Linked DNA regions of Mus musculus: all the other regions are linked to region 3. A link is a loop called in an ENCODE intact Hi-C map of the cell type or tissue named here. Cell type or tissue: left cerebral cortex. All regions are shown on one strand. Each heading gives the region's core, and the rest is flanking DNA. Links, peaks and the distances in the headings are about the cores only.

Region 1 (7,752 bases), core at 2,396-4,895, 450 kb after region 3:
AAGCCCTGGGGCAGGCAGTGGACAGAGGCCAGCGCTCTGAGCCACAGCGAGGCTAGACCAGGTGGTGTTGGACCAGTCTTTCCTGTGGAGGACAGCTGGGAACATGGCGACCTCCTTTCAAGTTGCCCTTACCAGGGGACCAAGGAGCAAAAATTGAAATGCTAATACCTCTGAAGAAGGAAATATCTAGAATGTTGGGGGAAATTACAGGAAGGATGCAACTCCTTAGAGTAGTAGTAGTGACTGGTTAGAGTTGGAGACCCCCAGGTTGGGCCCTTGTTCTTCTTAGGCAAAGTGCTTCGTCTCAGTTTTGTCATCTGTGAAATAGAGACAGTGAGGTTTTGGAGGTGAACTCAGAGTCAAGTAAGACACCACATCTTATTCGGGAAGCGCTTGTCATGGGATCTCTGATGTGTACTCTTCCCATTTGGCTGTTAGCTGGACTATCACTGGGACTTCATACCCCCAGCTTTACTCTCTCAGAATGAAGTTTCTGTCAGTTTTTCTACACAGACTGTCTGGTTTCAGAGAAGGAAGGTTCTCTGCTTTGGCATTTACTACTGAGGCACAGCTCCCAACCGTGCTGGCTAGCAGGCATGCTTGTAAATGCTTCATTAAATAGCTAGATGCACGGGGGGGGGGGGGGGGCATGAAGGAAGAGGTGTTCCTCTTTGCTTTCTTGCTCCCAAGTTCCAGAGAAATTTGTAAAAGGATGTGGGATGTGAGGGAGCTCTGCATCTTCTGTGAACATCTGTGGTTGCCCATGCACCTTAGAGCTAGCATCTTTAGGAGTGGTCAGTGCCTGGAAAATGCAGGGAAGTGGTCCCAGGGCTCCCCAGGGATGGAGTGGCAGCAGCAGAGTGGACTAAGGTAATGGATGTCCATGAACAGCTGTCCAGGACAGGTAGCTAATGAGCCTACGGAGTCCTCCTGGCACCCAGGTACTAGTTACAAGCCTTGAAAGGCTTAGGCCCTGGAGAGACAGAAGTTATGTGAGAGAATTAGAGTTGTGGCTCAATTGTTCTTCTCTGTGTACTGTGTCTAAGCAGTGAGACTTTTTTGCAGACTGTGTAAGAAGTACCCCAGGTCTGTGTTTGGGGCAAGGGCACAGCTGGGCATGAGCAGTGTCCTTCTTGGTCTTTGGTGCTATGTAAGTGGGATGCACTTGGCAGCTCTCTCACTCCCGGGTTTGACTGTTGAACTCAGGCTCTCGTAGCTATAAAAACTGGAGTAACCTGTGCATTGGGGCACATTTTCCCACAAGCAAGAACTTTCTTCACCTTTTCCTATAGAGCAGCTACGTTTTACAAAAGAACCCTTGGTACTCTAGCTGATGTCTAAGGCCTGTGACTTTGCAGGGTTCCCTCTGCCTCCATGCACCACTGCAAACGTCCTGACCCAGGAGGCACTTGAAAAAGCTCGCTCGCTCCCTCAGATGTGAACAGTGAGAGCAGGGCACAGCAGAGTGGCCAACTCCATGCTTTGCCTAGGAGTTTCTGGTTGGTTTGCCCTGAGGCTCCTCACTCACAGCTCCAGAGGAGACCACACAACAGGCTCCCATCCCCCATAGGCTCAGTGTGGGAGTGGGGTAGGGATGCTCTTCCCATTCTGGCCTTGCTATTTCACTTTCTGATGGCAAGGTGGACTCCTTTGCCTTTTAAAGAATCAGCGTCCGATGTCTAGCTTGGAAGACAAAAGCAGATTATGCCCTTGTTAACACAGTCTTCCATGTAAAAAACCCAGGCTTGCTTGATGATATTGCCTCCTGTTCTGAAACACAGATGGTTGGGATATAGTTCATTCTTTTCTTTGCTTTGGCATTCAGTACATTTCACTGTATCTCATAGACACCCATCAACTCTTTTTATATCATCTTTCTCTTTGGGGGCCCCAGCTGTTACCAGAGACTGCCCTTGCCTTGGGGCTCTGATGATTTTCTTTAGAGTTATATCTTTTCCTCAGCAATGAGAGCTGTTTCTCTACAAAATGAGCTGAAAGGAAGGGTTGAGCTGATCCAGCTAGTAGGGTCAGGAAGGAAGGTCCAGGAGGTCCATTAACTGTGCTCAGTGTATGTGTATGAGTCTGCAGCATGGGTTGGGGAATAAATACCTGGCTGACTGCTGAGAGGTGTCATGGAAGCTCTTCTTGGGTATCGTCTCTGAGATTCTGCGCCCTGGTCAAAACATTATCCTTGAATCCTGTCAGTAAGCCCTTGAGAGGAGAGCATCTTTGGGCTTTCTGGCATCCTGTTGTCTCTTCTTCTATCTCACATGGGTCTGGAATTCACACAGGTCCTGCAGCATGCAAGGGTAGGCTGAACACACAACATTTGAAGGCAGATGTCATCTCATGGAGCATTTTCAGCAAAACTCCCAGAGGTGAGTTAGTGCTGGCCGAGCAAGAAATGTGACGGGATGGCACAGAAACGTGACGGGATGACGGGATGGCACAGAAAAGATGAAGGGAAAGGAGCATTGGAGACTGCTTTGGATATTCATTGTCTTGTTATTTTCCCTTTGAGATTAGAGAAATGTATCATCTCTAGAGCCCTTGAGACTCCTGTGGGGTGTGGTTTCCATGGTGTCTGGAGATAAAAACACTCTGTGTCCATTGGAGAACTGCCCTCCATGCTGTTGTCCACATTTCAGACCAGGTCTGGTTACCAGTTAGCACTTTGTGGTATATAACATGCTAGATGTGGATTGAAGTGTGAGCTGTATTTCTAAGTATGGGTTGAGGTAAAGTGGTTATAACACCTTGGAGTTACTAGGGAATCCCATGCTTTGTGGTGGTGGTGGGAGTGATTCTGGGCCCCTCCCAGGAAGCTCCTTCAATTGTAGAATAAAACCATAAAAGCCAACCACAATATCCCTTTCCTAAGACCTGGGAGGGAAGTGGAGGGCCCTTAGTTAGGAGTTGGAGACTGTGGTTCTGAGCTGTGATGAATTCCATTCTTTTTTCTATTAGCTATTTTCTTTATTTACATTTCAAATGTTATCCCCTTTCCTAGTTTCCCCTCTGAAAAACCCCTATCCCTTACCCCCTTCCCCTGTTCCCCAACCCACCCACTCCCATTCCTAGTCCTGGCAGTGCCCTATACTGGGGCATAGAAACTTCACAGGACCTAGGGCCTCTCCTCCCATTGGTGACTGACTAGGCCATCCTCTGCTACATATGCAGCTAGAGCCACATGTCCCACCATGTGTTTTCTTTGATTGGTGGTGTAGTTCCAAGGAGCTCTGGGGGGGGGGGGGTGGGGTACTGGTTAGTTCATATTGATGTTCCTCCTATGGGGCTTCAGACCCCTTCAGATCCTTGGCTACTTTCTCTAGCTCCTTCATTGGGGACCTTGTGCTCCATCCAATGGATGATTGTGAGCATCCACTTCTGTATTTGCCAGGTACTGGCAAAGGCCCTCAGGAGACAGCTATATTAGGCTCCTGTCAGCAAGCTCTTGTTGGCATCAGCCATATTGTCTGGGTTTGGTGTTTGTTTATGGGATGGATCCCCAAGTAGGGCAGTCTCTGTATGATCGTCCCTTCAGACTCTGTTCTGAACTTTGTCTCTGTAACTCCTTCCATGGGTCGTTTGTTACCCCTTCTAAGAAGAATTCTGAGTTTCTGGGCTAATATCTACTTACCAGTGAGTACATATCATGTGTGTTCTTTTGTGATTGGGTTACCCCACTCAAGATGATATCCTCCAGATCCATCCATTTAAGAACCTTAAGCACAATGCTAACTTCACTTCCACCTAAGGCTTTTTCTCTGAGCGGTGAAAGCAAGGTGTCTGTGTGCCCTGCTGCCCTCTGGTGGCAATCTCTGGAACTCACTGCCGCCTTGACTTCTAGCTTGGATTTATTGATGGCTGACACTTTCCAGATTTTCTTGTTTTTTTGTCAGAAAGGTCAAGGCGAGGTTGATTTCCAGGTAATTTTGTGGATCCACACACATGTATTGTGAGATTTATGCCACATCCCTCCCCATTCAAATACTCATTCTGTGGGGTGTGAGAGATGTGTGGCTCTGTAGATGAGAAAATTTGCTATGGAAGCAAGAGGATCTGAGTTCAAATCCTATGTACTCCCATGAAATCCTATGTACTCCCATGAAATCCTATGTACTCCCATGAAATCCTATGTACTCCCATGAAATCCTATATACTCCCATGAAATCCTATGTACTCCCATGAAATCCGGTGTTATGTCATAACCTTATCATTGGGGGCAATACAAGTAGATCCCAAGAGTTTGATGGTGAGCACGGCCTAGTGTGTACACACACACACACACACACACACACACACACACACACACACACACAGATGCTAACCCTTCTCAAGATATGGGCCCATGGAATGGGGCAGTGAATAGAGTGGAGATCTATTTTATAGTTAAAGGTTTGATGGGGCCTACCTGCTTCAGAGCACTTAGCTGTGTGTCACATTCTTGGAAGCCATCTTATACGTCTAAACAATGATTTTTTTTTTTAAGCTAACAGAGTGGGACCTGATGTTAGAAAATTGAGCGGATTGTCTCTTCAAGTTTCCTTTGCATAACTTTTCTGATGGTGCTGCACTTATTCGTACTTCCAGTTAAAGACCCACTTAAACTCCATTTGGTCTCCGACCTTGTGTAAGAGAAACTGTTTCACCGCAGCTTTTCTTCATGCAGCATCACTTCAAGGCAAATGTCTAGAAAATAAAAAAGAGACTGGATGATTCTCAGCACTGCCTCTGGTTCTATACAGGTCAATTGTCTGCAGACAACTCAGGGGCTTTCTCTTCATGACCCATGCATCTTCAAATGCCTGGAAACTGACAACTTGGATGTTTGCATTCAGTAGGTGTTTAATAATTGTATGCTAGAATTTAATCAATGAATGAATAGGCCGAGTATCAGATGTGGTACTTGAGCTGTAGTTACAGTACACGGCATGTAATGCCGATTGGGTGGACTCCGTTGTTGCATGGCAGGAGCCGTCAATCCAGAGTCAACTCAGGGTATTTCAACAATTGCTCTGAAAAATCTGCATATACATTAGGCACAAGTAGCATCCAACCGTGCTTCAAGACAATAAGAGACTACTAAGCCAGTTTATGGGTGTGAAGCAATGAGTTTTTAAACTTTAGACAAATCTCATCCTACTTATGACTTCAAGAATCTCCATGAAAGTTTGACTGGGGGCAGGGGGGGGCATAACTAGTTAACTGCAGCCAAGACATTAAAAGCAAATATCTGTTCCATAGATACACATCTGACTCCAGGGCTGAGTACAAAGCAGGGTTCTTAGCTTCACAATGATGAGATTCACTTTCTTTTAAAACTTCTCATGCTGGAACCATTTTGGACAGCAGATAGAAATAGTCCTGGAGCTTTAGAATCACTAATGAAGAGGAGGAGAAAACGCTAAGTGCATATTGAGTTCTTGTCCACACCCTCTCATAACCAATCGAGGAGAAAATGCCTCTCTTATTCTCTTGGGTGGAAATGGCCATTGTTTCTAATGAGAGAGAACAAAATGTGGCCTTAATGTCTCCCAACCCCAGAAAGTTTTCTTAGTGACATCAGTGCTCCCAGAGACACGGGCTAGAGTGCACTAGCCATGCACAGCATCAATTGCGATGCACTTTAAAGGTTCACATGACTAAATGATATGATTACAGGCTTGAAAGGAGCACTGGACTCCTACAGAATCATTTACAGCAACCCTTCCCAAAGCAGGTTGATCTTAAAAAAACAACCCAGGGCTAAATACTTGTTTTTAATGGCTTATAGCTTCATTTAAACCCAATCAAAACCTAAACAGCTCATACAACTGACCTGTGATCCCATAACGAATTCTGTGACTAGTTCTGCTTAGGAAGAACTGGAAGTAGGAACACTGCAAAACAAAAGACAAAGAAAGGAAGATATGTCAAAGAAAAAGGAAGCTAATATGTAGTTAAAATTATGGGCTAAATCCCCAAACAATGAAACTCAGAGGAAATATTACTTTTTCCATCCAATACTGGGCATTGAGATCAGGTAAGTACTCTTACCACTGAATTGCATCCAGCTCTGAGTATTGTGTTTGTGCCATTAAGCACTTTTAGGGGCAATTTTAGAGCTCATTTGGAACAAAAACAAATACTCAGAAACTACCAGCAACTTGGAACAAGGCTCAGGTACTGTGGGTGTGTATACTGAAGTCTTGGGATTGTGGCCACTCCTTGGTTGCAGGGGACCTTGTAAAGCTATGTCTCTGGGACTCCGCCAGTGAAGTTCACTCTCAGGAGGAAATGACGATTCTCAGTGCCTCCTTTCAGGTGGATGAATTTTCTTCTAAAATTGAGCCCAGGATCCTCCCAGGGAAGCAGAGGATTATAGAACCCTTCTTCCACCCTTACTATGATATAACTTCTCCCTAGCCCCATCATACCTAACAGGACATCATAACAGAGGGCAGGACAATAGGTGAGGTTTCCCTCTCCCACCTGGAGGTGTGACCAGATGAAACCCCCCCATTTTATATCTCTTGAACAAGGACAAGGGACTGGGTGCCTCCTTTGGTCATATTCCCAAGGCTTTAGGGACAGAACAATAGCCAGAGAGGGCACATTAGAGGACAGCTAGGTTGCCTAAGATCTTTTCCAAGGATATTCCTTATAACTATCCTGAAGTAGAGGATATATTCTGATGCTGGACTTGTTCCAGACTTTTGGGGGACATGCATCAAGGTGGGGTGTGAGACACTGGCATATCGGTCAAGGAAGATTTACCTTACTGACTGCTCTCCTGGAGCAGGTACACACACTGTACCTGGGGCTGGAGCTGGGGATGCCATTTGGTGGTCTGGGAGTTGCTGATTGCTTTCTTTGTCACAAAGCCTTTGATTTCTACTGGCTCATGTGTACACATGTGGGTATTCCTGGTGGCCTGACCATTGAGCATAATTAAAAGAAATGATTGGCTTTCTCTTGATGCAAACATCTGGTTTTACTTGAAACAAGATGACTTAGCTGTTTGAGAAACATTCTTGTAACCCTGGATTCACATTTTCTTCTTAAAATATATATTTTCTCTGTTCGGGCAGCATGGTAATGTAAACAGTCCATGTAACTGACAACCGACACTTTCAGAAGTATGTGGGGCTCTGAGCACCGGACGAACCGCAGGATGATTGCCTTTTTGATTTGATCACTGGAAATCTGTTTCAACAGTCACTCTGATTTAAACAATTACTCTGATTTATACTCCAAACGCTGTAATTTGCAGAAAATGTAACCATGTGAGGACATTTTGTAGAGTATGTCTTGGCAACTCCTCTGTTTTGTTGTGATGTCATTCCCCTTGGCTTCAAGGAATTGCAGAGGGAGCAGAGGAAGGGAGACAGGGCTGTTCTTTTGATGTGTTTTCTTGACCGCCATGGAAAATGCTCCCAAGTCTTCTTGGCCTATCCTATCTTACTCCCTGCCCCCAGGGCTGCCTCTGCAGGATAACAGATGGCTTTCAGGAAGGAGGCAATGTCCAACTCTCCTGTAGGTCAAGTAATTCAGCCGGAAGGATGTGCTAAGTGATTCTTATGGTCCTATCTCCTGTTCATTCAATTTAGGCAGGACAGGTGGGATGTCTACTCTTACATGACCTACACCCAAAGCCACGGTCATGAGTATCAATCTTTTCATTACCCAGGAAGGAGGAAGGCTTATTTAGCTCAAAGAACACAGCCAGGGCTCTAGAACAAGCTAGTATCAGAGCAAGGAAAAGAGCAT
Region 2 (7,752 bases), core at 2,396-4,895, 430 kb after region 3:
CAGAAAGGCATTGGCTTTTGTTAGTCACCAGTGTCTATGTGTAGGAGAAAAACAAGGAACAGAGTTGTTATTCAGATAATCTACCAAGCAAGCCCTGTAAGGAGAGAAGAGAAGTTCTTCCCAGGGATCCATTTTCTGGAGGGATGCAACATCCCTGAGCATGTGTTAGGGCTTCTAGACTACTTTGTGGAGACACATCAGGGCCATTGTTAACCATGCCCTTGCATAGCAGAGTCCCCTGTAGCTTTTGAATTCACAAGCAGCCTGTTTTAGTAGTAGCTCAAGTTCAACTGGTACTTCTTATTTGCACAAAGTTGGAGAAGCTCTCGAACATCTTTATGCTTGCCCTTCTTTACCTAAAAACCCACAATAGTACTGCCTTCCTGAGATGGTTGTGAAGGTACACACACTCCCCTCCTCTTCCCAGAGAATTTTGAAGTTATTAACTGTTGTGCTATGAATCCATGGTTCCCGCTCTACTCTTCTGAACCTTGCTATCCACCTTAACCACCCTGCTGAGCTCACAGCCTGCGGAGCATACATGTGGTATGCATACATGTGGTATGCTTTATTTTGTCAGCATGGTGTTTATTACAAATCTGAGCTTGAGTGTGTTTGATGGCCACACACTCTCCAGCTTGCTAGTCCCCTGAGCCTCATGCTTGAAACATTTATGGTACTTGTCATGCCTCTGTAGGCGCTGTTTTGCAGGCTTGTAACTACTTGTAGTGTGGAGATAAATTGGACTGAATGGGAATAGACCATGTGTATGCAAGGAACTCTGATGATGGAAGTGAGGACAGAAGTCTGGAGTTACTATTGAGGTGCCACTATGGCATTAGGATGCCTCCCCCCACCCCCTGCTTCTCTATGGCTGCACCCCATGTTCCCAACTTTGCTGCTGGGAGCCAGACAGGCACAAAGCACCGATGATTCATGTGTAGGTTCTCATATGTGTATGCCCATATGTACACTCATGCATGTGTCCCCACATTGATGAACTCTCACTCCAGAGCCATGAAGTGGCAGTCTTTGTGGCTGCCATACACTTTGTGATCCCCACCCACCAAGTAGCCCATTCTGATTCCTAGGTGGTGAGAGATGCTCCTGTCTCTGCTGGCATCTGCATTCTCACACTTTCTCTTCCATGACAGCTTAAGATGCCAAGTGTGGGGCCCTGGGACCAAGGCTTGCCCTTGACGGATGGCCAGCTCCAGCAGTTTCTTTTTGCTGTGGTTTCTTCACAGGGTGATTTCCCCCACTTCTGCTAGGATGCAAAGGTGGTTGCAACACCAGCTACAGTAGCAGGCCATGAGCTGTCAGGCGGCCATGGGATCAAAGGCCTTTTTCCTTGAAACTTTGGATTACATATTTTGAACTTTAAGATGAGAGCATCCTTCCCGCAGCTGCCGTAGTCTACACTAAGCATGGTGCTGTCCTGGCTTTGTAGTTGGCAGGCATGTCCTTGCCTCAGATCTCCTTTTACACTTGCTCCTTTAATAAGTTTATTTTGGAGTCTGGCTACTCAGATCCATTATCTTGATGGTCATAAGGCTTTCTCCCTCCCTCTGAAGTGTTTCAGTTCTAAAAATAGCCCCTTCCTGAACCAACCTCCACATATTCTGTTCCCTCATAGCAACCCATCACACCCTATTTAGTTAAAAAACTTCACATTTAGTTGGGGAAGGACCTTCCTCATCCTCTCGATCCTTATAATAGCTTCAGATGATATAACAGATTTCCAGTTGGGAATGATTTTAGTGTCAGACTGTAAAATCTAGGTAGATGGTGGAAGAAATGGGTAGAGCCTGTATTCACAACTGGCCTGAGATACTTTCTAGTACCTTCTAGAACACAAAGGTTACTCATCTGAGTGGATGGTTAGTTTTAACACAACCCAGAGTCCCCTGGAAAGAAAGACTGCATGAGGGATTACCTTGATCAGGTTGGCTTGTAGGCTTGACTGCAGGGATTGTCTGGGTTGGGGAAGACCTACCCTACATGCAGGCAGCACTTCTGCTAGGTAATGTGGACACAAGGACCTGTAAGAGAGAAAGCTGTTTCCGTATTTGCTCACTCACCTGGCTTTCATTCTTGCTGTTAAGTTCATCTACTCTATTGCTGCTGATCTCTTGTATGAGATAGTTGCCCGTGGATTACTCAGACCACATCAGGCAACAATAATAACTTTCTTTTGAAACAGTATGTATTCTATTGGTTTTGCTCCTCTAGAGCAGTGGCTCTCAGCCTTCCTAATGCTGTGACCCTTTAAAACAGATCCTCGTGTGGTGACCCTCCAAGCATAAAATAATTTTGTTGCTATTTCATAACTGAAAGTGAATCATAATGTAAATATCTAATATGCAGGATATCTTATATGTGACCCCTCTGTGAAGGGTCATTCAGCCCCCCCAAAGGGGTTGAAACCCTCAGGTAGAGGACCACTGATCTACAGAACCCTGACTAATACACATAGCAACTGAAGTTTGCTCTTTTTTTTTTTTTTTTTTTTTTTGATTCTGCATGGATGGCTCCTCTGACTAGGGCTGGGCTAACTTCATGGGAGAAAATTTACTGTTGGTTGTACTTTCAGAAAAATGCTTAGTCATAGTTACTCAGCAGCATTTCTGAGGGAATGCAAGAGACCTTTCTTCTCTCCCTCAACCACCTGGGGCAAGTCAGGACCAGTGAAGACAAAGATAAGATGTTTTTCATTTAAGCTAGACTGTGAGCTGCTAGATTTAAGGCAGGTAGGTCAAGGGAGGAGCTGGATGGTCTGAGTCTTCTAAGAGGAAGCTTTGCCCCTCTCCCCAGGATTCTGAAGCCTACCTGACTAAATCAGAATCAGATTTTAGTTTTGTCAATGAGTATACTTGACATAAATCCAAAGGGCACAAAAGGCTATACAGTGAAAATGTAAGTCCCCCACTGTCTTAGTTTTATTGCTGTGAAGAGACATCACCACAAAAGCAACTCTTATAAGGCAAACATTTATTTAGGGCTGGCTTACAGTTTCAGAGGTTCAGTCCATTATCTTCATGGCTGGAAGCATAGCAGCCTGCAGGCAGATGAAGTGCTGGCGAAGGAAATGAGAGGTCTACATCTTGATCTGAAGGTAGCCAGGAGGAGGCTGTTTTCTGCACTGGGTGGAGCTTTAGTCCTGGAAGACCTCAAAGACCACCTACACAGTGACACACTTTCTCTAAGGGCACACCTATTCCAACAAGGCCACACCTCCCAATAGTGTCTCTTCCCATGGACCAAGCCTATTTAAACCACTACATCCACTTATTTCCCATTCCTTCCTCCCAGTTTCTTACTCCAAAGGCAATGTCTTATGTAAATCTATGAAAGCAGCCTATAAATTTCTCAAGGTATAATCTATTTCTTCAAGATTATGCTAGCATTCTATATAAAAATTTTGTCTCATATTTTATATTGGACATCTTGAGGATCATTCCATATTTGGACACACAGAACTACCTAAATATATTAACAGCTCCATAAGTTGTCACTGTATATGCTTTCATCATCATCATCATCATCATCATCGAAAATATTCTCTCTCATACAATAAATTTTGACTCCAGTTTCCCCTCCCTTCTCTTCTCCCAGCTCCTCCCTCCCCCCACCTTCCCTAGTCCCCAGATCCACCATCCTGCCTCCCTTTCTCTTCAGAAAGGAACAGGCCTCTAAAAGACAACAGCCAAATGCAAGTAACAAGATACAATAAATCAAACCAATCAATGCTGGGCAAGGCAACCCAATAGGAGGAAAGAGTCTCAAAGAGCAGGCAAAGGAGTCAGAGACACACCTATTCCCACAGTTAGGAGTCCCACAAAACCACCAAGCTAACAGCCACAATGTACAGACAGAGGACCTTGTACACACTTAGGCAGGCCTGTGCTTGCTGTGTCCGTTTCTGTGAGCCCATATGGGCCCTCTTAGTTGATTTATTGGGCAATGTTCTCCTGGCATCCTTTATCCACTCTGGCTCCTGAAATCTTTCCTCTTCCTCCCTCCAATCTTTAAGGGAGAGACAGGATGGAGACCTCCTGTTTAGTGTCTCTCTCTGCATAATGTCTGGCTGTGAGTCTCTGCTCGTTGATATTTTTCTTTTTCCTTTCCTTTTTTCTTCTCTCTCTCTCTCTCTCTCTCTCTCTCTCTCTCTCTCTCTCTCTCTCTCTCTCTCTCTCTTTCTCTCTCTCTCTCTCCTTTTCACTGTCTCTCTTTCTTTTTGTGCCAGTCGTGTTTGGTTCTACCCTTGGTCTCTGTACTGTGTATTAATTTATTTCACTCTCTACTGATGTCCCTTTGGGTCCATGCTAGTCTTTTGACTTTGAAAGAGCAATGTTGCACCAGGTGTCACAGATACTAATACATAGGCTAAAGCTAGAGGTGGCATGTTGGTCTAGAAACATTGCCCTTGGAGTCTTGATACCAGTTGCCTCACTGTCCTCTATAAAATTTTGGGTGTCTTCCCAGCAGTGCATAAAAATGCCAACTGCCCACATCTGCACCAATAGTACAGTAACAAGATTTCCAACTCTTGCCAGTCTGTTCAGTGATGATATTTCATTGTGGCATTAATTTTGATTTTTATGTAACGGTACTGTTTTTTTGAATCTTTCATGTATATGTATGCATTCTGTGTGTGTTTTTTAATCTCTTTCTCCACGAGTCTGTTCATCTTCTCTTCCCAGGTTGGTATTGTGTTATTGCTCTTTCTCTGTTGATTTGCTGGTACTTCTTGGATAGGGCACTTCCTTCGAGGTGCTTTATATTTCCAAGTGGAAAGACATCATTGGTTGGTGATTTTGTCTCACTGTGACTCTCTTCTACTCATTCTCTTCCCCCGTATGAAGGAGAAGTCAATTATCCAGTGGCTAAGTTTGCTGGTTAGATATATGCCTATCTAGCTCAGATACTTCTCTGTCCCTCCCTGCTTTTAAAATTGTTCTACATGGAACAAGCACTTCAGGTAGCCTCTGGCTATATCCTAAGCTTAGTCACAAAGGTCTTACGCCTGCCAAAAGAAGTCTGTGGGCTTTCAGAGCTGATGGGTAGATCTGCAACACTTTGGGATTTAGAACTGGGAGATCTGTTTACATACAAAGGTTGCCTACCCCAGTGGCTCCATTGGTAAGAAAATGATTTTTTAATATTAATCTGCTTACTCCTTTGTAGATAGAATTTTAACAGGACAGTTTGTTATTTATTAGATCTCTCAAATGCTAATGAGCATTAAAAAGTATTAAAAAGAATACTCTTCTCTTCTCTTCTCTTCCCCTCCCCTCCCCTCCCCTCCCCTCCCCTCCCCTTCCCTTTCCTTTTCTTTTTTTGGCCTGTGGTTTGAATCTAAGTCCATCTTTTCAAAGACTTTACTTTAAAAATGTTTTTCCTTTGAGGGTATGATTTTCTTCTTCATGTGGAAAACTAGTGAAATTGATCAACCTCATATTTTCTGGATATTGAGACTTTGTGTTATGCTTAGAAAGTTCTTTTGTACTATTATTTTGTACTATAAGATGCATTCTCACATATTTCCTTCAGGTAAGTAAGTCCCTGTTTCATTTTTCATGTTTAAGCCCCTGTGAGGATCCTCCTTGGCACGGTAAGCTTTGGAGAGATGGTAAGGAAGGAATTCCCCAGGGCAGCTGGAGAACCTCCCTGGGACCAGAAGAGGAAGATACCATCACCACCCTCCCTGATATCAGTGATATCAGGATTCGTAACTCTAAACTCAGGGCTCATTTCTAGGCCCACCATAATTCAAGCCCAGCTTGCTTTCAGTGAGGCAACAGCCAGGAAACAATAGCTCCCTTTTAGAAACTGATGGGCCTCAGAGCAGACCATAGAAGGCTTCCTGGATGCCCTGAGTCTAAGTTTGCTAGGCCCCTGCCTCTCTTGAGATGACTAGGAAGCCAAGGCAAGCCTGTAGCTGTGGCCTTGAAGAAGGAACATTTACAGCACTTTGCCTCCGCTCTTCTGATCAAAATCAACCCCAGGCTGCAAACGTGGGATCACTTAGAGACCAAAGTCTTCCTGCATCAGGTCCTTGTTACTCTGCAAGTTCCTTTCTCATGTTATAAAGGAACATGCCTTCCGGGGAGCAAAGCAGGCCATGTGCTTCTTTCCATGGGCCCCTCTGGGCTCAAACACTGAGGACCACATCGGTTTATTTCCCACCTGTCTGTTCACAGCCCCTCCTTCTGCCCACCAACCCATCCCAAGATCATCAGACAACCTTGAACTTTCTGTTTTTCATAAGCATAATTAAACACGGAGACATTTACTGGTCTTCCCCTGATTCCTTATTTGAAATAATGTGAATCTGGATGAACGTGAAGGTGAATTTTGTAGGTGTTTGTTCTGTGTTCATTACCATTTTATCTATTGCACTGTCTGTTCCTATGGCCAAAATAAAATTTATGTGATTTTTGTTCATTGTTTCCTCATTCCATCTCCCTTTCCTAATCGTCCCTAGCAGCCCCAATACACAGTTGCACTGGCTGTGTACTAGAAAGCTCCTTGGATACTGCTGATGTTATAATTTATATAGCTGAAAGTTAGCACAGAATTGGACTTGCAGCCTTGCAACTATCCGTCTTGTGGTCACAATTTACATAGGCAATTCTAATTCTTCTGTATAATTAATGACTCATATGTTATATCCTGGAGCCACATGGAAAGGTTTTTCGGGTTACCTGCTGTTCTGTATTATCCATGCTTAAATCTTACACTAATGCATGTGATTAAGAGTTACTTCTGCTTTGTCAGTTGAACCAAATTGAGAGGGTAGGAGGGAAATGTTAGCTCCACATTGCACATTGACGGGTGTGGATGTGTGTGTGTGTGTGTGTGTGTGTGTGTGTGTGTGTGTGTGTGTCTGTCTGTCTGTCTCTGTCTGTCTGTGTGTGTGTGTGTGTCTGTTTGACTCTGTCTCTGCATATGTGTGTGTGTATATGTGTCTGTCTGTTTGTCTGTCTGTCTGTCTGTCTGTCTCTGTCTCTGTCTCTGTCTCTGTGTGTGTGTGTTATTGTGATACCACTGGGGCCAAGGAGGTCAGGATGGTAAGGACTGGTTCTGAGAGGGATCTATGCATTTAAAATATTTTATCTGCGAAGTTATTGGTATTTGGGTAAACTGCAGAGAAAACTTTTGTCCATATGGGAAAAATATTTGAGAGAGGCTTTTTTTAATTGCCCTGGGGCCCATCAGCTCTGTAGCCAGCAGGTTTGAGTGGAGTTTTTCCTGCAGTGAAGCTGTTAGCACACTGTCAGTTCAGGACAATCAGGACCAGTCTCAGCCTTCTGCGGTAGAAGCAGGAACCACGAAGGAATTGCTTTATGTGACACTGACTACTGGATAGACCTGCTTAAAGCCTGTCAATCAAAGACATCTCTTCAGAACTGGATCAAGGGAGGTCAAGGCGAAAGAATGTTTTAGGATTTTCTCTGTTAAAGAGGGTTGGCCGTGCCTAGGGCCAAGTGTGCAGTGGTAGAGGAAACTGAGAATTTTATGGTGTCTTCTGCCTTGCTGCTCTGGGTTCAAGCCTGTTTCAGCTCTACATATTTCCTGTGGGTTCTGTAGACTATCCAAGTCCTACTTTTCCTAACAGCCCATCTCTACTTAGATCTATCAGTGTTGACTTCTGTCTTATGTGACTAAGGGTCCTGAGAGGACTTCTCTCTCTTTATGGTCACTGTGACCCTTTCTGGAAAGCAAATAAACCGTCTCCCTGGTGGAGGG
Region 3 (7,752 bases), core at 2,522-5,021:
AGTGAGGGAGGAATGCATCTGAGAATGTTAGAAGCCCCTCTACACGTCCATACACTGACCCATCCACGGCAGCACATTTTGTAGGAAAAAAACCCAAAAAACAAAAAAACCCCAAATGCTTCACCAGGAAGACAGATAAGTATTTACCAAATGGGACCCTTATGTATTCATGTGGCTAAACTTCAAAATGATTATCACTGAGTAGAATCAGGATGTTGAAGCCACATAAAGTACACTACTCCTATGAAAATTAAAACCAGGTGTGATGATACATACCTTCAATCCCAGGACTCGGGAGGCAGAGGCAAGGGGATCTCTGTGAGTTCTGGGCCAGCCTGGTCTACAGAGTGAGTTCCAGGACAGCTAGGGGGATTACATAGAGAAATCCTGTCTCCAGACAGACAGACAGACAGACAGACAGACAGACACCCAAAACAAGAAAGAAAGAAAGAAAGAAAGAAAGAAAGAAAGAAAGAAAGAAAGAAAGAAAGAAAGGAAGGAAGAAAGGAAGGAAGGAAGGAAGATCAAAACACCATCAAGTATTTAGGATGCACTTGTATTTTTAGCTGTATACAAAATAACACCTCTGAGAGACAGAGCTTCTGAGGGGCAGGGCTGAGGAAGGGGTACACCAGAGCTTTGAACGTATGTCTGTGATATGAGAAAAGTACAGAATATTCAGCAACTAACTGCAAAACGCGATAGATGGCAGATATTACTTTCTGTATTTTATATTTTAGAATCATAAGATAAAAATACATTAAGTTCCCCTTCTCTTCTGACCAAATATCTTTTCTTTAGTTCAATGTCTCCCTTGTAATGACACAGAGTGTCTTTATGCAGCCCTGGCTGATATGGAACTTGCTATGTATGTAGGTCAGGCTGGACTTAAATTTGTGGTGACCTTGACTTTGCCTTCCAAATACTGGGATTATATCTGTGGGCTACCACCACCAATAGACTAAAATAAATTATTAAACTAGGGAGCAAGACAGTGCTTCTCTAACTTTAATATTCAGATTGCCTGGAGATCTTGTTAAAATCTGTATTCCAATTTTGTAGATCCAGGGATAGGTTAGGGCTTGAGCCTCTGCATTCCAAAAGCTTTTAGGGCATGCAAAATTAGCTTTCCTTTGGACCACACTTTGCCTGGGGTCCCACTGAGTCCCTTCTGGCTATACCATTCTAGGTGTGTCCTTGTGTCCCACTAACATCCTGACGTGTTTAAGCCTGTATAGATAGATGCTGTTAGGAGAGAAGGAAGTGGGAGAAGGGCTTGAGTCTGTGGGAACATCAGGGCTCCAGACAGTGACTCCAACTCCTACACAGATATAAATCCAGCTCTCTTATGCTTTTGGGCTCTCACATGTAACTCAGGAAGAGGGCCCTGGAATCGAAACACACACACACACACACACACACACACACACACACACACACGAACACAGGATATTGGGAACATTTAAGTGGCCAGCAAAGTCAAAAGCTGCAGGTTAGAAGGCTTCTAATTCAGTATATTTTGTAGTTTTGACTCCAAATCTGCAGAGTAACAGGCTGAACACCGAGGTGGGTATCCTGTGTTACAGTCTTGGGTTAGACTCTACTCTTTTTTTAAGGGGAACTGATGAAAGCCTTCAACTAACTAGACGAGACCCACCTACAGTTTTGAGTGTAACCTACTCCAAGACTGCAGCTTTTGGTGTTAATCTGTCTTTTCAGAAAATGCTCTTGCATTTAGATGAATGCTGTGTGGTGGAGCATTTGAGCATCGCAGTGTAGCCAAGTCCCTGGTAGGAGCCCTAGGGTGCCGAGTGCAAGGAGCCTCAATTAGTAGTGTTTCACAGGCCTTGTAGCCACTCACTGCTGTGGGAACTGTGTCTGGGAGCCACTGGGCGAGGGTTGTTTATGCATGAAGTATCTCAAGGAAACCCCTTTCCTGTCTCAGATGATCACCCCAGACTTTGCCTCATATGCCTTTCCTCTCTGCTGATTCTGCTTTGTGCTGTACCCTGCCATAAATCACATCTACGGAACATTTCCAGGCTTATCACTGGATTATCGATCAAAGGAAATCTTGGAGACGACTATTTACTTACCTTCAACTGCTCTGATCTAGACTTGGCCGACCTCCAGTTCCAGTAAATGCCTCTCCCCGACCTATACTCCCAGTCTCCTATTCAGCCTCCTATACAGAATCCAGATCGCTGTGCCATCTCACGCCTCTCACGTGTTCTCCATTTGGCCGGGCTAACTTCCACGATACCAAGTCTCAGCATGTTTTGTTATCCAGTGCTGCGGAACAAGCCACCTCCAAACCCTGTGGCTTAAGACAACAACAGCTCATCATGTCTCATATCTCCGTGGGTTGATGAGTCAGGCGGTTCTTCAGCTTCCCAGGGGTTGGTCGGGAGTTTAGGGTGGAAATTTCTAGTGGCTCCACCCACACAGATGGCAGCACCAGCTGTTAGTTCAGCTGAGGCTAATGGCCAAGGTCACAGTTCTCTTCCATACGGGGCTTCTATGTAAGACTGGTTGATTTTCTTCAGAGCGTGGTGGGTGGGTTCCAGGGGAAATTTTTTTATTCCTAAAGAGCAAGACCACAGCAAGCTGCAGCTTGCATCAATCATGGCGAGATACCATTGAGGTAAGCTGGTGTTCCTGGCCAAACTCACAATCATTATAGGAGGGAGCTACACAAAGAAACTAGTGCTTGAGGGTGGAGTTTAATGGAGATTGCCAAAGAGCAATATGTCATTTATTCGAGTCTTCTCAGACCTTTGTATGCCACTCCCCTTGTACTTAACTTATAGCACTTACCCCATCAGCTGGAAGTAGCAGGTTTGGTTGCAAGAATTTTCCTGGACTGGAGCTCCTTTGAGAGCACACACTATCTGTGTTCTCCCTCTGTCCCAATCCTAAGTACACCCTGCTAGAAGGATTCATGGTAAAACTAGGGGAGTCACGATTACCACCTGTTTCCTATTTGCCAGACTCAAGCCCTATCAGTTAGACTTCGGAAGCTGAATAGACAGTTACACTGTCCTCAGAGTGTGGCAGCCAGGTGCTGTAAATAGATTCCTGGCAGATAGGAAGCATCTAGTAACCCTTAATGGCATCAATAAACACACGACAGAGTGAACTTCCTAGTTAATCATTGAGATTTCCACGTTGTAAATGCATCAGATTCTTTTTCTTTGTGACAGGGTCTCCCTCTGGTGCCTTGGCTGGCTTGGAAGGTACCATGTCGGTCAAGCTGCCCTAAACCTCACAATGACCCACCTGCCTCTGCCCCGTTGGGTGCTAGGGTTATTGGTGTGTTCCACTGTATCTTGTCTTTTCAGTTTTGTTTTTGTTTTTTTAGACATACACTGTGATCAAGATGAGAAAAAACACACATTCCGTAGATGAAGCAAGTTCATCAAAGTTGTCTTTAGGAGGCTTCTTTGGCCTCTCTTTGGGACAATTTCCTAGGAATACAGTTTCATTTGCTAAATCATGCTACACAGTTTTGTGTCAGGAAAGGACGAGGCACAGCCCATGAACGTGTTCTCTGATTCCCAGACTCTGGGGTTCTGAGCACTTAACTCCTAATGCAGGCTCCATCTATAAATAGTCACAGACACGTCTTCAGTGGCAACACACTGGAGTGTGGCAATCCATTGTGAACTCAGCTCCTCCCTACTGCAAAATTCTGACTTCATCAGAGAGCAGCAGGGGTGAATCATTCCTGTGCAGAGGCGCCAATGACATCATTCACTTTTTAAGAACCAGAGAGAGAGAGGTTGATGTTCTATTCTGTGTTTCCCTTTGGGACAAGGTTCTCTACCCCACTGTAGGCACCTGTCAGCTATGGGAACGACCCCTTACTTAAGACCTCCGCCAGCTTCTGCCTTTGGAATGCAGTGTTTAAAACTCAAATAAAAGAAGATTTGACTTAGTGCTATCCAATACCAAATGGTCAACCCTGAAAACATATAGATAAGTAACAAGTTGCCTGAGTAGGTTATATTTAGAAATATGTATAAATATATGTAATAACAATAAAAAAAAAGAGGCCATGAATTTTACAGAGAGCAAGGAGAGGCATATGGGAGGATTAAGAGTGAGCAAAGAGAAGGAAGAGATGATGTAATTATAATATCAAACATACATATTTATAAATATAATATATAAAAATATATAAAGGCTGGGCAGTGGTGCCGCATGCCTTTAATCTCAGTACTTGGGAGGCAGAGGCAGGTGGATCTCTGAGTTCGAGGCCAGCCTGGTCTATAGTATGAGTTCCAGGGCAGCCAGGGCTACACAGAGAAACCCTGTCTTGAAAAATCAAAAAAAAAAAATTAAACAATTTTAGGAAGGAAGAGAAGAGGAAGGGAGGGGAGGAAGAAAAATAAAATAAAAAGATCATCTTTCTGTTTTATAAAAGATTCTTTGTTGTTACTTTTTTTGGGGGGAGGGGCAGGTTATGAGACAGGGTTTCTCTGTGTAGCCCTGGCTGTCCTGGAACTTACTCGTAGACCAGGCTGGCCCGAATTCAGAAATCCACCTGCCTCTGCCTCCCAAGTGCTGGGATTAAAGGCATGTGCCACCATTGCCCGACTTTGTTGTTACTTTTAAGTTTTTACTTATTATTGAAAGGATTGGTATGGGCTCAGGATCTCCAAGACCAAGTTCTTAGAACAAAGGAGATTTGTTTGCCTTGGAGAAACAAAGGACCGGGAATAAAAAACAAAGACAGGAATAAAGATAAAGACAAATAGATAAAGACGAAGATAGGGGTTGAGGAAGAAGGAAAATGGAACAAGGGAGGCATGGAGGGGTGTTTGTCCTAGAACACAATAAAGGACTGCCTTTGGATAGAGAGGAGACAGATGTGGCCCATAGGCAAGTGGCACTTTATAAAGGTAAAATGGGAAACACAGAGTTAGCATGAGGTGCTTAACTTTAACTGAGCATGTTAATCAGGTGATGAACCAAAGGAGGCTTTTGATTGGTGGACTTAAATACCTTGATAGGTGGACCTTGGTAGTCAGCCTCAGGAGGAGGAAGTAGCCAAATAAGGGAATAGACGTTTGGGGCTAGCTTTAGGAATCCGATCTAATGGTTTTTATTAAGGCAGAGAGAATGGAGAAGGACAACAAGGCCTGACAGAGCCACCATTGCCACGCTCAGGCTGGCTAGAGTCCCTTCTATTATTGGGGTTCCTTTAATTAATATTCACACATTGTTGTGAATATTGTCAGCAGACAGTTGTGTGGAGTCGGATCTCTTCTTCTTCCTCCCTGGGCTTCCATGACTGGCTGAACTCGGGTCCCATGTTTGTGTCTAAGCATCTTCACCTGCTTAGGCCTCGCAGGCACTGACTGTAGTTAGTGTTTCAGTAGAAGGACTGACTGGCCAGCTCCCCCTTGCTCCATGTAAGTGCATTTCACACAGCTCAGGATCAAACTTGCTCTGTTGGAATTAGCCAGGTCCATCTGTGCTTTCATTGAATAGTAACCTGCTTTATTTGTAACTTCTGGATTTCTAGCCAGAGTGTGGTAGCACTGGGGAGGCACAGACAGGTAGATCTCTTGAGTTCGAGGCCAGCTTGGTCTACAGAGGGAGTTCCAGGACAGCCAGGGCTACACAGAGAAACCCTGACTTGAAAAAACAAATAACAAACCAAAAATTTAAAAATTAACTAAATAATCAAACAAATAAATATTCTGAGTTTCTATAGACTTGTTATACCACACTTTCAAGTACCCCATAGTCTGCTACCACTATCTACCATCTCATATGCTCTGGTAGAATGCCTGTAGAGATGTGAGATGCCTATTATCTTAATTTTTTTTTTAACAGAAGTGGTGAAACCTACAAAGACCTACAAGGAATGACCCGCTTGGGCTTCAGACCTAGGAAGTGGAAGGGCTAAAGAGTGGCTCTTGGCTTTTGACGTGAGGCTCCTTCTTTTATGCTATGCATTGATGAACCACATGTCTGTAGCTTGGCTGAATTACTAAATGTGTGTGCAATTGCAGCTAACACCCTGGAACCTACAGGCGCCTGCTGGGTGGATTTCGTAATGATGCACTTGGGTAACAGCAAGTCCCGACCTCTCCTCCATGTCCTCAGTCCTCAGAGGCAAAGCTTGGACTCTTCTCTCCTCAGGCAAACCTCACCCTTGGAAAGAGGGGGTTTCTTCTTCTGCCTATGGCTGTTGCTCTCTTGCCCTTGGACAGCTTTGGTTAGAAACTTTATACAAAAATGTCAACAGCAAATGTCTCAGAAGTTCCATTTGCCACCCCACCCCCACCCCCACCCTGGGAAAACAGTCGGGAGCTCTTCCAGGTCTGGTTCTAGTGTTTTATTTACTGTCTGTTCTTTATTCACATATCTGTGATATCATCCTTGACCGCCTGTGTATTTACACACTGTAACGTAATGTAAAGTCTCAGACAATTGCTTTACAGTCCTGTCCCAACCCCACCCCGTCAATCTATGCTTATTAAATCAAAATGGGTAAGGCAGAGGTTCAGAGAGGACTTCCTGGGGACAATCTACATCCAGAGGTCAGGCTTTGTTTGTTTTTTCCTAAAATTGAGCTTGAACAAAGATATTGGCATTTGCTATTCTCTCTCTTCCTCCCTCCCTCCCTCCCTCCCTCCCTCCCTCCCTCCCTCCCTCCCTCCCTCCCTCCTTCCCCCACCCATTTCCCTCTATCCTCTTAAGGTTTGCTGAAATGCACAGCCTACCCAGCTCAATAGAAGAAATAAGCATGTAGGTTTATTTTGCATGTGTTGGGTGCACTGGAGGACAACTACCCAGGACCCCAGGAAAGATTTAGAGAGCTATAAACCTTCACAAGCAGGGAAGGTAGATAGTTTGGGGGAGAAGGGAAGGACAAGAAAGCCTCATCTGCTGACTTTGAAAAGGAAAATTAGCCAAAATAGCTAAACAACCTCAACTGTCCACACTAGGGGGAAAGAACAATGAAAGGGAGGGCAGCATGGTGGGACACACTTTTAATCCCAGCAACTTGGAATGTTGAGAGAGGAAGCTTTGGGATTCAAGGCCAGCCTGGGTAACATAAAAAAGACCCTGTCTCTGGTTGGGGGTACATCCCAGTTGGTAGAATGCATACACCCTGAATTTGATCATCAGCCAGCACTACATAAAACTAGGTGTGGCAATTTTAGGTCCAGCCCCAGCTACAATCTGAAGAAAAAGAAAACAAATCTTTACTTTTTACTTTATATATATATATGTATATGTATATGTATATGTATATGTATATGTATATGTATACGTATACGTATACGTATACGTATACGTATACGTATACGTATACGTATACACAGACACAGACACACACACACACACACACACACACACACACACACGCTGGGGGCTAGAGAGATGGCTCAGAAAGTTAAGAGCACTACTTCAGAGGATCAGGGTTCTGTTCCCAGCACCACGTTGGAGATTCACAACCCTCCATAAGTCCAGTTCCAGGTGATTTAACGTCCTCTTCTGACCTTCACGGGTGTGTGATGCATAGACATACCTGTAGGCAAAATACTCATATACATAAAATTAAATCTAAATCATAATATGAATATTTACATACACACCCACCACCACCACACCCACCACCAGGTAAGCAGTAAGAGAGTGTGGGAAGGAAGCTCCTGTCTCCTAGACTGCAGAGTCCCTAAGAGTATCTGAACCTGACAATGAGTTTGGGCCAAATTAAAGCAAACTCTACAG

Evidence for each region. A loop is a pair of places that touch in the nucleus more often than their neighbours do. Peaks named below come from ENCODE experiments on the same cell type or tissue, not always from the same donor. Only the 100,000 strongest peaks of a DNase experiment are listed, where the experiment ranks them.
Region 1: it touches region 3 in a loop (4-fold over the local background); 5 of 42 quality-filtered maps call a loop at or near these places.
Region 2: it touches region 3 in a loop (2.7-fold over the local background); 5 of 42 quality-filtered maps call a loop at or near these places.

The regions. Positions count from the first base shown.
Region 1 is chr12:8,055,829-8,063,580 of GRCm38, reverse strand. The region is part of intron 2 of Gm33037 (a long non-coding RNA gene); the gene reads left to right. Among named protein-coding and RNA genes, the nearest start is that of Apob, 82 kb to the right of the region's middle. In left cerebral cortex, for the core only: a CTCF peak has its summit at 3,814 (motif pointing left); a DNase peak (open chromatin) is centred at 3,805.
Region 2 is chr12:8,071,092-8,078,843 of GRCm38, reverse strand. All of the region lies in intron 2 of Gm33037 (a long non-coding RNA gene), which reads left to right. Among named protein-coding and RNA genes, the nearest start is that of Apob, 97 kb to the right of the region's middle. In left cerebral cortex, for the core only: no CTCF peak of the experiment used is centred there; no DNase peak of the experiment used is centred there.
Region 3 is chr12:8,505,809-8,513,560 of GRCm38, reverse strand. 5033421B08Rik (a long non-coding RNA gene) reads right to left here and starts at 2,398. Exons shown (of 4, transcript XR_872469.3): 1 at 2,097-2,398. In left cerebral cortex, for the core only: no CTCF peak of the experiment used is centred there; a DNase peak (open chromatin) is centred at 3,673.